Regions from separate parts of the Homo sapiens genome. Here region 2 is linked to region 1. A link is a contact called in ENCODE Hi-C data. All regions are on one chromosome and are shown on one strand. The core of a region is the stretch at or near the end of the contact, and the rest is flanking DNA. Distances in the headings are between cores, read along the strand shown. Region 1 overlaps LOC105369812 (a long non-coding RNA gene). Region 2 overlaps LINC01479 (long intergenic non-protein coding RNA 1479).

Region 1 (6,797 bases), core at 3,801-6,300:
AGCATGCCCATAAATGTTAGCTGTGAATATGATAGCAGTAATAATCCTCCCTATAACCTTTTTACAGATTAGCAAACTGAGGCTTGGAGAAGTGGAAAACTTGCCTAAGATTAAACAGCATTAAAGGAACAGAGGCTGGGCTTGCAACTCAGCTCTGGGACTCCAAAGTCTGCCCTTTCCAACTACATCGTCTTGCTGATCGCGAGCTCAGTTGATGGTAAAGACCTGTGGTAGGTGCTATTTGGGATGTGGTTTTGATCAAGAGACGCCCTGATCTTGTACACAATTACCTGTGATAAGAGCCATGTGTGAGAGTTCCACCTGAGTGGAGACTAAATGGCACGCTGCTGGAGTACTGAGCAGAGAGGAATCACATGACTGTGAGCTCAGATCATTTCTGGGTAGTCTCAAACCTTTGGCTGAGTGCCTAAATCTTCATTTCACCTCTTGCTGTGAAACTCTTGTTTTTCTTTAAACCCAAGAGTCCAACTCCATGTGTAATACAATATCATGTAAATGAGGGTAACCTTGGAAGGCAGGCTGCTTGTCATACTATAGTGGCTTTGTTGCTGTAATGAAAACCACATGCTTCATGGTACTTTTAGACTAGTTAATATTAGCAGATCAGCTGCATTTTTGTTTAGATATTGCTATTCCAGCTGTGCTTTTTCTGGTTATTTCAAGAGAATTCACAATTTCTACCAAGCCATAAGCTTTTTTCAGGAGAGTGGAGAACTGGAAGAAAATGGCCAGCACTTTCCTCTCGGCTCTCTGGTTTCCACATGGAATTTGTCATTGTTTTCCCGAGTCATTGTGAAAGGAAGACGTGGTTGACCCAGGGACTTGCTTTCAAAGAGTAATGGAATAAATAGCAAGGTGAAAAAAGTATGAAAAATGACTTGACTTTGTCCTGGGGCGAAGAGAAAAGAGTAGAAAATAAGAAAGAGGGAGGAAAAGGGGCATGCCTAACCACCTTGCTGAGATCTTGAAATTTGCTGGAATGATATGGTTATGATTACGATTATGATTATGAGTGTTTTGAGAAAGGGAGGATCATTTCTTTCCATTCTTGAGTCCTCTTTGGAGTCATTTGAATCTCTAAATTTGCTTCTCAGAGAAAGTTTTATATTTCTTGGGGAAGATCTTAAATTACTTTCTTTCCCAACTAAATTGGGTCCCTCTTTCTCTACCCAACATTAAATATCCAATGTCCCTGTGACTGGAAGAGTCCCTTCTCTCTCTGTAGAAAGAAACTGGGGCAGACAGAGAACTTTGCCTCCCAATCTAGTAATGTCATTAAGAGCAGTGATCTCAATCCTTAGGGTAGATCTCTGTGGACCTAAAGATTGATTGATGGGCACTTTCTCCTCTGCCCAGCAGGCTGGAGGAAAAGGGGTATAAGAAAGAAACTTTCAGAGTTCCTCATAACAATCTTAAGGGCAAAGACCTGTCTGCTGAGGATTAGGTTAGTTTGTACCATACTCACAGAATCAGCAGCTCAGACCCCTCTGTCGGTGGGGGATGGGGCTGATGAGATTTTGCTTTGGCATGTGTGTTGCTTAACCAATGTATTGTGCATATATTGAGCCCAATAGCTATGAACAGGAAACTACTTCATTTTCTCTGCCATGACAACCTTGGAAATATACTGTGCTCAACCTTCCCTCCCTGTCTGCGTCTGTAGTCTGATCATGTTCAAGCAACAAAAATGAGTCTTTTATTGAGGATTATGACTCATCTATAAGTACGAAAAGACCCAATAGAGTCTAAATCAAAGCCTTTGTCTCTTCACATCTTCTCTCATTTTCACAGCCCGGGCCTGACCCTTGCTGGGGTTCCCAAAATAGGAAAGGAGAGTCTGGTCTCATGGTCTGTTTTTTCACTTGTTCCTGACTCACTCCTCCTCCCCGATTTGCCTTGCTGCTTTTGGTTTCTCCATGGTAGGGGAGTGGGGCAGAAAGGGAAACAGAAGATGGGCAGCCTTTTTAAAGTATCTGGTGCTCTTTGTGGCTCTGTCTTGGCTGGCTTTGCCCAGATGCTGGGCCCTTCATTACACTTTTCCATGATGTGCATTTGTGGATCCTATGCATTGGGACTTTTCTGATGTACTAGTTTACTGCTATTGGTGCATGCTCTTCAGCCGACCCCATGCGTCCCACTTTCCTTCTTCCACCCCAACTCCTGTCTTAGCGGTTGTACTCCAGCTTCTCACTGCTAATATCTCCTTGCTCTGGCAGGCCACCCTATAAGGTGGGCTCCTTTCAAGATGTTTCAGGATAGATTCCATGGTGTCCACCAGGCTTGCAGGAACCCCTGCATTCCTGCTCTACCCCACCAAGGAAAATAAGGCTGCTTCCCCTGCTGCCTCTGTCCTCGCCTGCCCTCTTGGCAGTTCTTGGCAGGTTCCTGACCTCAGAAATTGTCTCAACATGAGGCAGGCTGTGGTCTCTGTTCAACTATGTCCTCAAGTCTTCAAGGACACATGTCAAGTTCTCCAGTGGGAGAGAAAAGCCAAGGGATCTCGATTCTCAGGCATTCCCTTCAACGAGCTCTCTTGGGGACTTTCAAGTCTTCCTTTACATACTCTGGAGGTGAAAGATCAGTTTGGGCACCTTCTAGTGAGCCCTGGGATCCAGCAGGTCTCTGTAGGATTGGGGATAGAGGTGCTTGCTACTTATTGTTTTCACTTTAGGGGCTTCAGCCAAAATGCAGAGAGAGCAGGAAAATCCCATTTGCACCTAATGAAAATGTGTAGGTTGAAAGTTCATCAGGAGTGAGCTTGCTGTGTTGACTGCACTTTGAGACTTCCTCATGAGTCATTTAGAAAAATATTTCCAGATTTTACTGTCTCTGGAAATTAGTGTTTGCCCTCAGGAGGTGTCTGTGAATGTGTATATATCTGCTTCAACGATTATTTGCTAGATAAACAGAAAAATAATAGCCATGTCTACACTGGCGGAAAACTATATATAAAATTTATGGAGCACATCTTTGCTAAGGTGTGCTCTATATGTGTGTTAACTCTTTAAAGCCTCACTATAATCATCACCATATCACAGAAAAGGAGACTGAGGTGCAGGAAGTAACATGAGGAGGTCACAAAGCTGGGAGAAGACATCTTCAAGTCCTGGTTGCTTCATTTCAGAATTCCTTCTTTGGGCCACTGCACTCCTCTACCATAAGGCTGGACTGCACTGAGGAATAGAGATGTTCCCCCATTGCTGACTTCCTGATGAAGCTCCTCTGAATTTCCTTAGTCTGAATGATGCATAATTAAGGAAATGTACCCCTAGGGAAGGAATGGCTCCAAGGTCAAGATCAAGTCTGAGTAGTGAGTTGGGTATCAAATCTTGTTTTTGCCACTCTGCAGAGTGGGAAGAACACATTGTTTTGGAGATGTGAGACACTGTGTAGGAACAAGCTTGTGTCCATGATGGAAACCCCATGAGGAAAGTCTACCTTTTTGGATAATTTTCCTTTAGGTGATGTGTACAGATTTAAGTTCCATAAGAAGAAAATGTGGTGTTGGCTCCTTGAGTTACCCTGGTTGTTCAGACGAGACCCATGCCTTTTGCTCCTCTGTGGTGATGCTATGGAGAATGAAGGGTCTGGGCACTTGATTGAAGTATAGCCAGTACCACATCAACCTCTTGTCTGAATCCTTGAAAAGGGAGAAGTATCCATCTAAGGGGATTGTCTGGGAGTTCTGGATAGTGATCAATGGAGGAGAGGCCTACGGAAGTAGAAAGGAGAACAACAGGGTGCTCAGAGCAAGTTCCAATTCAGAGAAGTAATGTGAAATAAATCTCCCCCTTCCCAATATATTCTTAAAGAATCTGACCCATACCTGGGCAGTAGGAGAAGAGGATGCTTGGGTTAGATCTTTCTTCAGTAAAGACCAATGAGACTGTCACGTCCTTCATGCTTTCAAAGACAGCAAGTCAGAGTGAATTTTGTGTATCCTATTGAATGGGATTTGGCAGAGACAGAATTGAGGGGGCCCTGCTAGATCTGCAAGGGCAAGGAGAGTGCAGACATTGAACTTTGTTTGGAATCCTGGCTGAGGTGTCTTAGGTAGGCAGTGAGGAAAGCCAGTAGTCTCAGCTTCAAGGGCAAGTGGAGTCTAGAATAAAGAATAAAGGGGGTAGTCTGGTGGTGAGAACAACATCAAGAATCAGGCATGGCAACTCAGAAAAGCATCCTGGAGAATGCTTTAGTATGTCAGACTTCGTATGGAGTAACTTTCATCTGAGGACCATATAAATAGCAACAGAATAGCAATGTTTACCAGTCTTCATTCATTTTACAAAAGCATATAGAAGGCTTCATGTGTGTCTGGCCTTGCATTAAGCTCTGGAGACACCTGCAATTAGAAGAGCCTGATCTTGTTTTGAACAGTTTATAGTCCAGGGGTGATCTGGAACATCAACATGATGGTTTCTAAGTTTATTGATGGGATACACACAGGTGCTCTGGGCTCATAGGAGGGTACACAACCTAGACTTTAACTGGGAGAAGTGATATCCAAGAAGACTTCCTAGAGGAAGTGGTATTTAAAGGGAGGCCTGTTCAGGAGGGAGAGGCTACAGTTGAGGCTGGAGAGAAACCATCAGGGTCAGATCGTAATGGGTTTTATGGCAGCCTAGGAGGTAGGTAGTGCTGTCATTATTTTATAGCTAACGCCAGTGAGCTCAGGGGGTTAAGTGACTTGCCCTGAATCAAACAGTGCAGGGGACAGACCTGGAATTGGATCTAAAATCTATCTTACCACAAAGATGAAGCTCTTTCCACTCCACTCCTCTCTGTGCTTTTTAATTTGGGAAAAGTTTAATGAGCTAAAATTTTTACCCCCTCAAAATTATGTGTCCATCTCTAATAGGCCTCTCTGTCCCACTTTGAGCTAAAAGTCATTGCATCCTCTCAGGATCAAACAAATTGAAATTTATTTTAAAATATTCTTCGCCGATCCTAGTGGAGGCAGCAAATCACCAAAAACTCAGCTCAGGGCATCGGCCTAATGCCTCCGTGAGGGAAGTCTTGGAAGAGCCGGGTCACATCTGTGTTCCAAGTGAGAGAGTCCAGAGAGAAAAGCACACAGCAGTTTCTTTCATAAAAATGTTAAAAGGACTAGTTTGTTCATGACCTTGGTTGATTAGGGTCAGGTACTTGACATAATAATGCTTAATATATCAGAAAAATCTGTGTTTGCTCACTGGCCCATGCGCCTGATCCGGCTTCCCCAGCTGTAACTTCTCAGGACTCAGCCCTCGGGAAATGCAAGTCAGTTTGAGCTGTTTTTTTGTTCCCCCTCCCTTCCCAGTTTGGTGCAAAATCCAATGTAATTTTGGCATTTAACCACTGATAAGTGAAAAATAAAGTTCATTGAAAGTGAGTGTTGTCATAGTTCATAAGAACTCACAGTCCCTGCATCTGGACAGCTGCCTTCTTGGCCAGACATCCGATGACAGTCTTTCCATTTTATCACAAGGCTTTGGACTTCAGTCACTCTATGTTTCCCTCCCTGAGGCAGTGCAGACCCTGATTTGTCTTAGACAAAATTAAGAAGCAGTCAAAGAATGCCTTTAGGGCCATCAAACTCCCCCTTTTCCCTCTCGTATGGAGTTTCACACTCAGTGGCTTAGGTGCCCAGCATGCCATGATCTTTCTCTCCTTCCATTAAAACGATGACCAGGAAAGAATCTGAAGCATAGTCATTGGAAGGGAGGAAGGAGTAATTATGACAACAATAGCAGCTAACACTTAGATAGCACATACCATGGGCAAGACAAACGATTCTGAGTTTCATGTGCATTGACTCACAAATTGCTCCAATAACTCTATGCATTACAGAATATCATTATCTCCTTATGACACAGAGAGGTTAGTTTACTTACGTAAGGTCATGTAGAAGGTTGTAGAGACATGATTTGAACCCAGGAAGTCTGGTTTCTTCCATGTACTTAACCATTATATTTGAGAATGAACGTGATTAGTTGGCCAAGATGTTGCAAGCACTGTGCTAGATACTGTAATGTGTTATATTACTTAACATTCCTAACTAGCTTTTGATAAAGGTTTTAAAACCTCATTTTACAAGCAAGATAGAGAGGATAAATGATTTGCTAGGATTTCATACCTAGTAAGTGTCAGGGCAGAAATCTAAATTATGATCTGAATGAGTGCAAATTCCACATTGTTTCCACCGGAGCATTTCTGGATCCAGAACATCAATCCCAGGGTAAGTGTCACTCTCTTTTGATATGGCTCTCACCTGAAACCTCAGCACTCCAGGAGGCTAAGGTGGGAGGATTGCTTGAGGCCAGGAGTTCATGACTAGCCTGGTCAATATAGAGAGACCACGTCTCTGCAAAACAAAAATTTACAAAAAAATTAGCCGGTCAGAGTGGTGTACACCTGTAGTCCCAGCCACTCGGGAGGCTGAGGTAGGAGAATCACTTGAGTCCAGGAATTTGAGGTTGCAGTGAGCTATGATTTTGTGCCCCTGCACTCCAACCTGGGCAACAGAGACTCTGTCTCCAAAAGAAAAAAAGTATCAGAGCATTAAGTTAGATGATAGGAGTAGTAGTGACCTGTAGGTAGGAGAAACATTTTATTTGGTGGGGGTGGGGGGGCAGGGGTGATGAGAGTTTCTTGGCCCTAGAAATTACACTCTGTAGGCTGGTGTCTACTCAGCCATGCTAGCACGCTAGCCTCACATAGAAGCTTTTTCTCTGCAGTTCTAGCCCACTGTATTTGACTGGCCTCACCCCAATAGTTCACAGCTTCCCCACCCCCAA
Region 2 (6,761 bases), core at 1,812-4,311, 510 kb after region 1:
CAGTTGATAAATTTTAAGGTTGTATTTATTACTCCTATTGGTTTTTGAAAAGTGTTCATTCAATCTAGGTGTTTTTAGAGTATCAGCTTTTGAACTCAGGGTTCTCAATCTTGAAAGCATAATGGTAAAAGTCCTGCTTTCATTTATTTAAGTGTTCTCAGAGACTACAATTGCCAATATAAATTTGAAAAAACAAAATTTACAGTACCATCGCTTTTTGGTAACAAATACTATATGCAAATCCACTTGTAAAACTATCTTACAAGTATTTTCTTAACAATGTTCTGCAACTAGTAGTTATGTTTTGAGGTGCCCAGCAAAGGAAAACGAATCCATCCACTTTGTGCCAGTCAGTAACAACCACAACAGAGCAGCTGATGTTGTTAACAATGCCCCTATTAGCTAAGGATCAGAAATGTTGTGACATTAGTTTCTGGGATCATGTCAGGATTGAATTAGACTGACTCATCTCAGGTCCTGGTGCTCTCTTAATTCTTTGGTCAGCAGGAATTAGTCCTACCAAGCTTTATCTTGGTCATACCGAACATTGTCCTCAAGCATAAGTTAAGTAGCCCTGCTATAGGATCACATTTGTCAGAAGTTTTCTCCTCTGTGCTTGGCTAAATTCCCACTGTCCATTTGCAAAAGGAGTGGTTTATGCAATTTGATTACTTTTAAGAGCTGTCTCACCTCCAAATGCCTGCTCAAGGGAACTCAGTGACACCAACTAAGAGGCATGTGAGTGTTAAGGTTTAGAGTTGCCCGTGTTTGCTTTCTGATACAGGAATGCCGGAAGAAGCTGAGTGCTGGATGAAGGTGAAAGAGATTATCAGTACCAGAGAGCCAGCTCTTCCCTTCTTCCCCGGAAATTGAGTTGTCAGCAGCCAGTTCAAAGCAGACATGTGAGAAAATCACCATGTCTTTTTATTTTAATGGAAATAACTTAAATAGTTGTCTTGCAGGAAACATGTTTTAAAAATTGATCTTTCTGGGGTTGAGGGAAGCTGGCTATGAGCAGGGGGTCAGCCGACTTATTACTTATTACCTATTACAGTAGAGTGCTTAATAACTTTTCCTTATCTCCCCTCAAGGGGAATATTCATTAGTAGATCAGAAGATAGTGTTACTAACTTATAGCATATCCATAATCTATAGCATATATAGAGGCCAAATTTTACCTCTGATTTATCCAATTGCTTAATGGTTTTAAACCAGATTCACATGGAACCCTTTTTAAAAGCACATTGCCTCTCCATCCCAGGAGGTTGAGATTCTTTAAGTTTGGCGAGGAATCTGTATTTTAACAAGTGTATTGATAATTTCAAAGTATGCCAAAGTTTGAAACCCGCTTAGGTTAGGGACAGGTCAATATGAGAGAAAATAGTCATCTTGATTTACTCTAATAGCTTTATCATTTAGATTAAAACATACACCCAATCCGTTAATAAAAATGTTAAAATCAAGGTTTTTTAAACTCTAGGTAAACATTGCGTGAATCCTTTAGTGCTTCAATTTAGCTAAACCATAAAGTAAGTAGAAACTATGAAGATTCCTGTCTGCAAAGATGGTAAAATGCTAGTTCAAACGTCATGCCTCTGGGAAAACTCCTTGTAAATCTCATCGTCCTTTGTGGAACTCAAGTCTTCTTTTTGGTTCCTGGCTAGTAGCAAATTGTATTTACATGTTTTATCCGTGGCCACACCAATTGTGAACTTCTTGCGGGACAGACATGTTTCTATCTCCTCCCTCCTTCAACAAAGCATCACGCACACAGTAAACCCGAATAATGTGTGCTGATTTTCACTCTGTTATAGGTTTCCTAAAGTGATTTACCACTTATTTTAGAAAATTATGGACACACACAGAAGATTTAGATGAAATTACTGTAACATTTTAAATATTTGTTTGAATTTGGAAGTACATTAAACTCTTTAAGAAAAGATGTTTCCTAATCTCCAGTTATTTCTCTCAGGAAAGAAAAACACAGTAATTTGCCTAAAAGCTTACCCTTAATTTAGGTGTTGATTTAGCGTCTCCTCTAAATACAATCCCCCTTCTCTGCTGTGTAACTGTTTTTAAAAGGATTGGCAATGGATGAATAAACAACTCCTTTAACAAACATTTGAAGACCCCATCCAAACACATACACACACACAACATAAAATCTCTTTCCACATCAATTTAGTGAGCCCTTAATTTTGCTTTCTAAGCACACAATATTATAAACCACAAAACACACACAACCAGTTTAACTCCTGCTGAAATGACATGAGAAGATTCTACTGAAATGCTTAGGGAAACTGGTAATTGTGTGCTGAATTTACTATAGGCTACACCACTAGAAGAGCTATAAGTAGCAACAGTAGCAAATGTTGAGCAGTCACTTTCCTCAACTTGTCCCTGTCCTTAGGGAGCTCACAGTATGTGGCGAAGACAGATACATGAACCATTAATTACCATGTAAGGCAAAAAAAATGGCACATGGAAGAAGATGCAGCTGTGTTCTGGGAACAAGGCAAAAAGAACTGCCTGCGGTCACGTTTGACAGACTAGAAAACATTTGATCTGCCTTGAAGGATGCATAGGAGTAGGAGTTCACTCAAAGATATTCCACTAAGAATAGGCATTATGTTCATCCAGCTTGCTTTTCAGGTAGTTCAGGTTAAAACAGGCTCTAAAAAAAGTTTAACAAGAAAATATATGAACTGAGGAAGGATTAGATGCAAACAGCCCAGCCAGTACATTTAGACCACATAAAATCCAGTTATGCTCATGAAAATGCAGGCAGCAGGATGTCCAATTTAATAGGAGAGGAAGAAAAGGAAGGGCACATAAAATAGAAAGGATTTATTCATTTTCCCCAATAAAGGCTAAGCACTTTCGTAGGTTCTTTTTAATTCATGAACTTTCCAATTCATATTCCAGGTACTAATCCTGCTGTTCTAAAATAGCTGTTGTGGATAACGGGATTTTATGTAGGCCACATGTCCTTAATTTTTATTTCTGCCTCACTCAGCTCAATGTCTACTCAAATTTGTTGGTCATAAACCAGGTATTTAATTAGATTACTTAGCGACACCTAGTGACCGAGATCGGAACCAAGTGCTATTTTAATACAGTGGAGTGTGTGCCTCTGTTATTGTCATGCTTTAGCCCAAGACAGCCCTCATTATTCCAAGTTCTCTTTTCAACCCATTTCATCCCAATGATACTAAAGCAAACCCATGCCCAGTTTGGCCTGAAAAACAACTAATTAGAGAGAGGAAGTGAGAAAGAGAAGAACAAGGGAGAGAGGGAAGGAGGTGATTGAGGGAATAGGTTGGAATCACAGAAGAGACAAGATCAGCAATGAAGGCTTCTATTTTTATGTATTTATTTGGCTGTGTTCATATCAAGAAATGGAAAGAAAGGTAAGACCACCTTGAAGCAGAGAAGGAATGAGAACCAGGGGCAGTCCAAACAAAGGCTCAATTCATATTTTGTTTCTCTCTTTTCCACTTGTATTTGAAAGGGCAGAATAAACATGTTTTGATGATTTTGAAATCCAAGATAGATCCAAATTTAAATGTTTTTAAACAAAAGATAGTTCTCATTGTCATAAATTATAAAATGCCTTTCTCACTTTGCAATTCCTGTTCTTTCATCCCTGTCTATGCATCTTTTTATATCAATTTGTTTTTCCCACTAAATGGATCTATTCGGATGGAGTCATTACTGAGTTGGCATTGCTCTAAAAATAAGCTGATGATTTGCTATCTGCAGTACGTGCTGTCAAAAAAAAAATCAACCAAAGTAACAAAGCAAAATAAACATAGTAATTAACACGTTAAATTAAAAATCAAAATATAACAAAAATACTAGAAGACAATGTGAGTCACGTGACAATTTTAAATGAGTTGAAGGTGCTGATTCTAGGCAAATTCCAACCAAGGGTTCAGAGGGAATCACAAAAGAAAGTGCTGTTATACATTTTTGAGAAAATACAGAGAACATGAACAATGCTAAAGGACTGAATTCTAAAACAGATTTTTAAGAATGCAGACAAGTGAGCCCTCAACTGTAAACATGACGCTGGCACAGCCAATTAAGCAGCGGTCTTTCCCTGCTGTGGTCCAGCCCCTTTGCCAACAGTGGGGTTCACACCCTACAAGTTGAGACCCTTGCAGGCTCCGGGTCCACTGAAACTAACTGAAACATAAGGAGTGACTTGCTCCTTGGAGTTGGAATCCACAGATGATGTTATACAGACTAGCCCTGATTCTGAGGCCAGAGGTCCCAGTGGGCTCCACTGCTCCAGGGTGCAGACATGGCACTGGACCATCATTCTCCCTATTTTTCTCCCCTACCCAGTTAGCCATTATGTTTTATTGTATTTGTACAGACATTTATATAGATTTCTACCATCCCATTGCATTGTAATAATATATTGTCATGTCTGTTTTTCTTCTGTTAAACTATGACTTTCATGGGTGGAGTCACGCTGTGTAGTCTTTGACTACTAGCCCAGCCTATTTAATTGTTAATTAAATGTTAACTGAGCATCTAGTATGCACTGTGCACTGAAGTGGGCTTTGGGGATACAATGAAGAAGATGTATGTCCTGGCCTCAAACTACTTAAAATCTGGTGGAAAATACAAGGAAGACTTTACTTCATTTTGGTATGTTTTAGTAAGTGCTAAGATGGGGGTAAGCACAGAGTTCTGGGAGCACAGAGTAATGCCACTGGATTTACAGTTTGTGAACGAGTGTGGGAAGGCTTCCTGGAGGAGGAGGGGCTGAGGAAGGAGCATGGGAAGGGCATTCTGGGTAGCACAAAGCCTCAAAGACATAAACTAGCACAACATACGCTCTCACATGAGATCTAGTTGTCTGCCTGTCACTGGTCACTTCCCCTACAAGCCCATTATCCACATTGTCCCCAGAGTGGTCTTATCAACATGCAGATATGCAATATAAAGATCTTTCCATAATCGAGTTTCTTTGATGCCTCCACATTACCTGCAGAAAAAAAAATCTAGCTTTTTTTTTTTTTTTGTGAGACGGAGTCTCGCTCTGTCACTAGGCTGGAGTGCAGTGGCGCGATCTGGGCTTACTGCAACCTCCACCTCCTGGGTTCAAGCAATTCTCCTGCCTCAGCCTCCTGAGTAGCTGGGACTACGGGCATGTGCCATCACACCCAGCTCATTTTTTGTATTTTTAGTAGAGATGGGGTTTCACCATGTTGGCCAGGATGGTCTCAAACTCCAGACCTCGTGATCCACCTGCCTCGGCCTCCCAAAGTGCTGGGATTACAGGCGTGAGCCACCGCGCCCGGCCAAAAATCCAGCTTCTTAACATAACCTGTAAATCCCATCTCACCTCACTGAGCCCAGGTGCCTACTGTGGTGCAGTGCGGTACATTGTGCAAAATATTTTTGGATGAACAAATGAAAGTTGAATAAATGGCTCATGAATTGTAGACAGGATGAAAATAGCAAGAATACAAGAAGATTATTCCATTTCTATAGGCCATAATCCTCCCACATACCATCCTCACAGGGCTTTATCAGGTGGCCAAAAAACATCAGGGTAACAAACGGTCAAAACATTATTAATGATAAAAGCACACTTTAGGCTATTTCTTTCTCTGCAGCTCACTTTAGTCTGGAAATGGCTTTGAGTATCTGAAATGTTATTCGTACTTTATACTTTTGTTTAAGCTTCCATTTCTTCAGTACTTACTGCACACCATAATATCCCAGGCGTTTTTCCTGCATTTATCTTAGTAAAAATCCATAAACTAGAAATGAAGGAGGTGCTATGGAAACCTCATTTTTCCAGAGAAAGAGATGAGCATTTAGAGGTTAAGGGACTGCAGAATGTCACAGTCGATAATTGGTAGAGCAGAAATTTGAATCCAGGACTGTCTAACTGTAGCATCCATGTTCTTAAATATTCAATGTGCCGGATGGATCAGCTTGATCTAAGCCCCACGTGGATCAGGAGAAAGGGGACACTAAGGCTGTATAGTTATGACATGAGGACTTGCCCCCAAAGGAGCAGCAACCAGAATTCTAATCTCCACTGTTGCAAGCTCAGGCTCCATGCAAACCAGCATCAGTATCTATATGCAGGAGAATCCAATCCAGCAGCTGGGATGCAGAATTGGAGGCAATTCAAATATAAGCGGTCTTCAAGGTCATACTATTCCTTGGGTCACGGTTTCAAAGGACATAGCTATGTGAAGTTGTGTCACCACAGTGAACTGGGACGATGAAACCCAAGGTTTGAGACACAGAGGAAGGGGCAAGGAGTAGACAGGGAACCAGCACCACCTTCCCCACACATCATCAAGCCAACTTGGAATTCAAGGAACTGCAATAGACAGTCAGTAGGAGAGTCCAGTTCACATAGACACCAAGTACACAGGGGCTGGTAGAAAGCTGATTTAGTGGGTACCTTGGTGCCGTCATTTGAATTTATCCCCCAAAATTCATATGGTAAAACTTAATCATCAATGTGCTTATATGAAAAGGTCGGGGGGTGGATTAGTCATGAAAATAGAGCCCTCATGAATGGGATTGAGGGCTTTATTAAGAAAGATTTGAGGGAGCTATCTCTTCTGTTTTGCCTTCCACTTTCCAACACGTAAAGACTCACTGTTCAAGGTGCCATCTTAGAAGCAGAGACTAGGCCTTCAACAGACAACAAGCTTGCCAGTGCCTCTATTTTAGACTGTCCAGCCTCCAGAACTGTGAGAAATAAATGCCTACTATTTATA

What was found. Hi-C counts contacts between places; a loop is a spot of excess contacts on that map. Pooled maps may share reads with other maps.
Region 2: a loop to region 1 is called in a map of heart right ventricle, with 8 times the contacts of the local background. The contact joins two enhancer-like sites. A Hi-C loop is called at or near these places in 36 of 168 maps with a recorded cell type or tissue (GM11168, Right ventricle myocardium inferior, Right ventricle myocardium superior and 18 more) and 22 of 50 pooled maps.

The regions. Positions count from the first base shown.
Region 1 is chr12:67,425,814-67,432,610 of GRCh38, forward strand. LOC105369812 (a long non-coding RNA gene) reads left to right here. Exons shown (of 5, transcript XR_001749186.2): 3 at 68-230. Among named protein-coding and RNA genes, the nearest start is that of LINC02420, 13 kb to the right of the region's middle. Within about 2 kb of position 5,051, at least 14 of the 41 ENCODE cell types and tissues checked have a DNase peak (open chromatin) inside an H3K27ac peak, as active enhancers do; they include gastrocnemius medialis and heart right ventricle, where a contact is called at or near this core.
Region 2 is chr12:67,940,415-67,947,175 of GRCh38, forward strand. All of the region lies in intron 2 of LINC01479 (long intergenic non-protein coding RNA 1479), which reads left to right. Among named protein-coding and RNA genes, the nearest start is that of LINC01479, 15 kb to the left of the region's middle. Within about 2 kb of position 3,062, at least 2 of the 41 ENCODE cell types and tissues checked have a DNase peak (open chromatin) inside an H3K27ac peak, as active enhancers do; they include gastrocnemius medialis and heart right ventricle, where a contact is called at or near this core.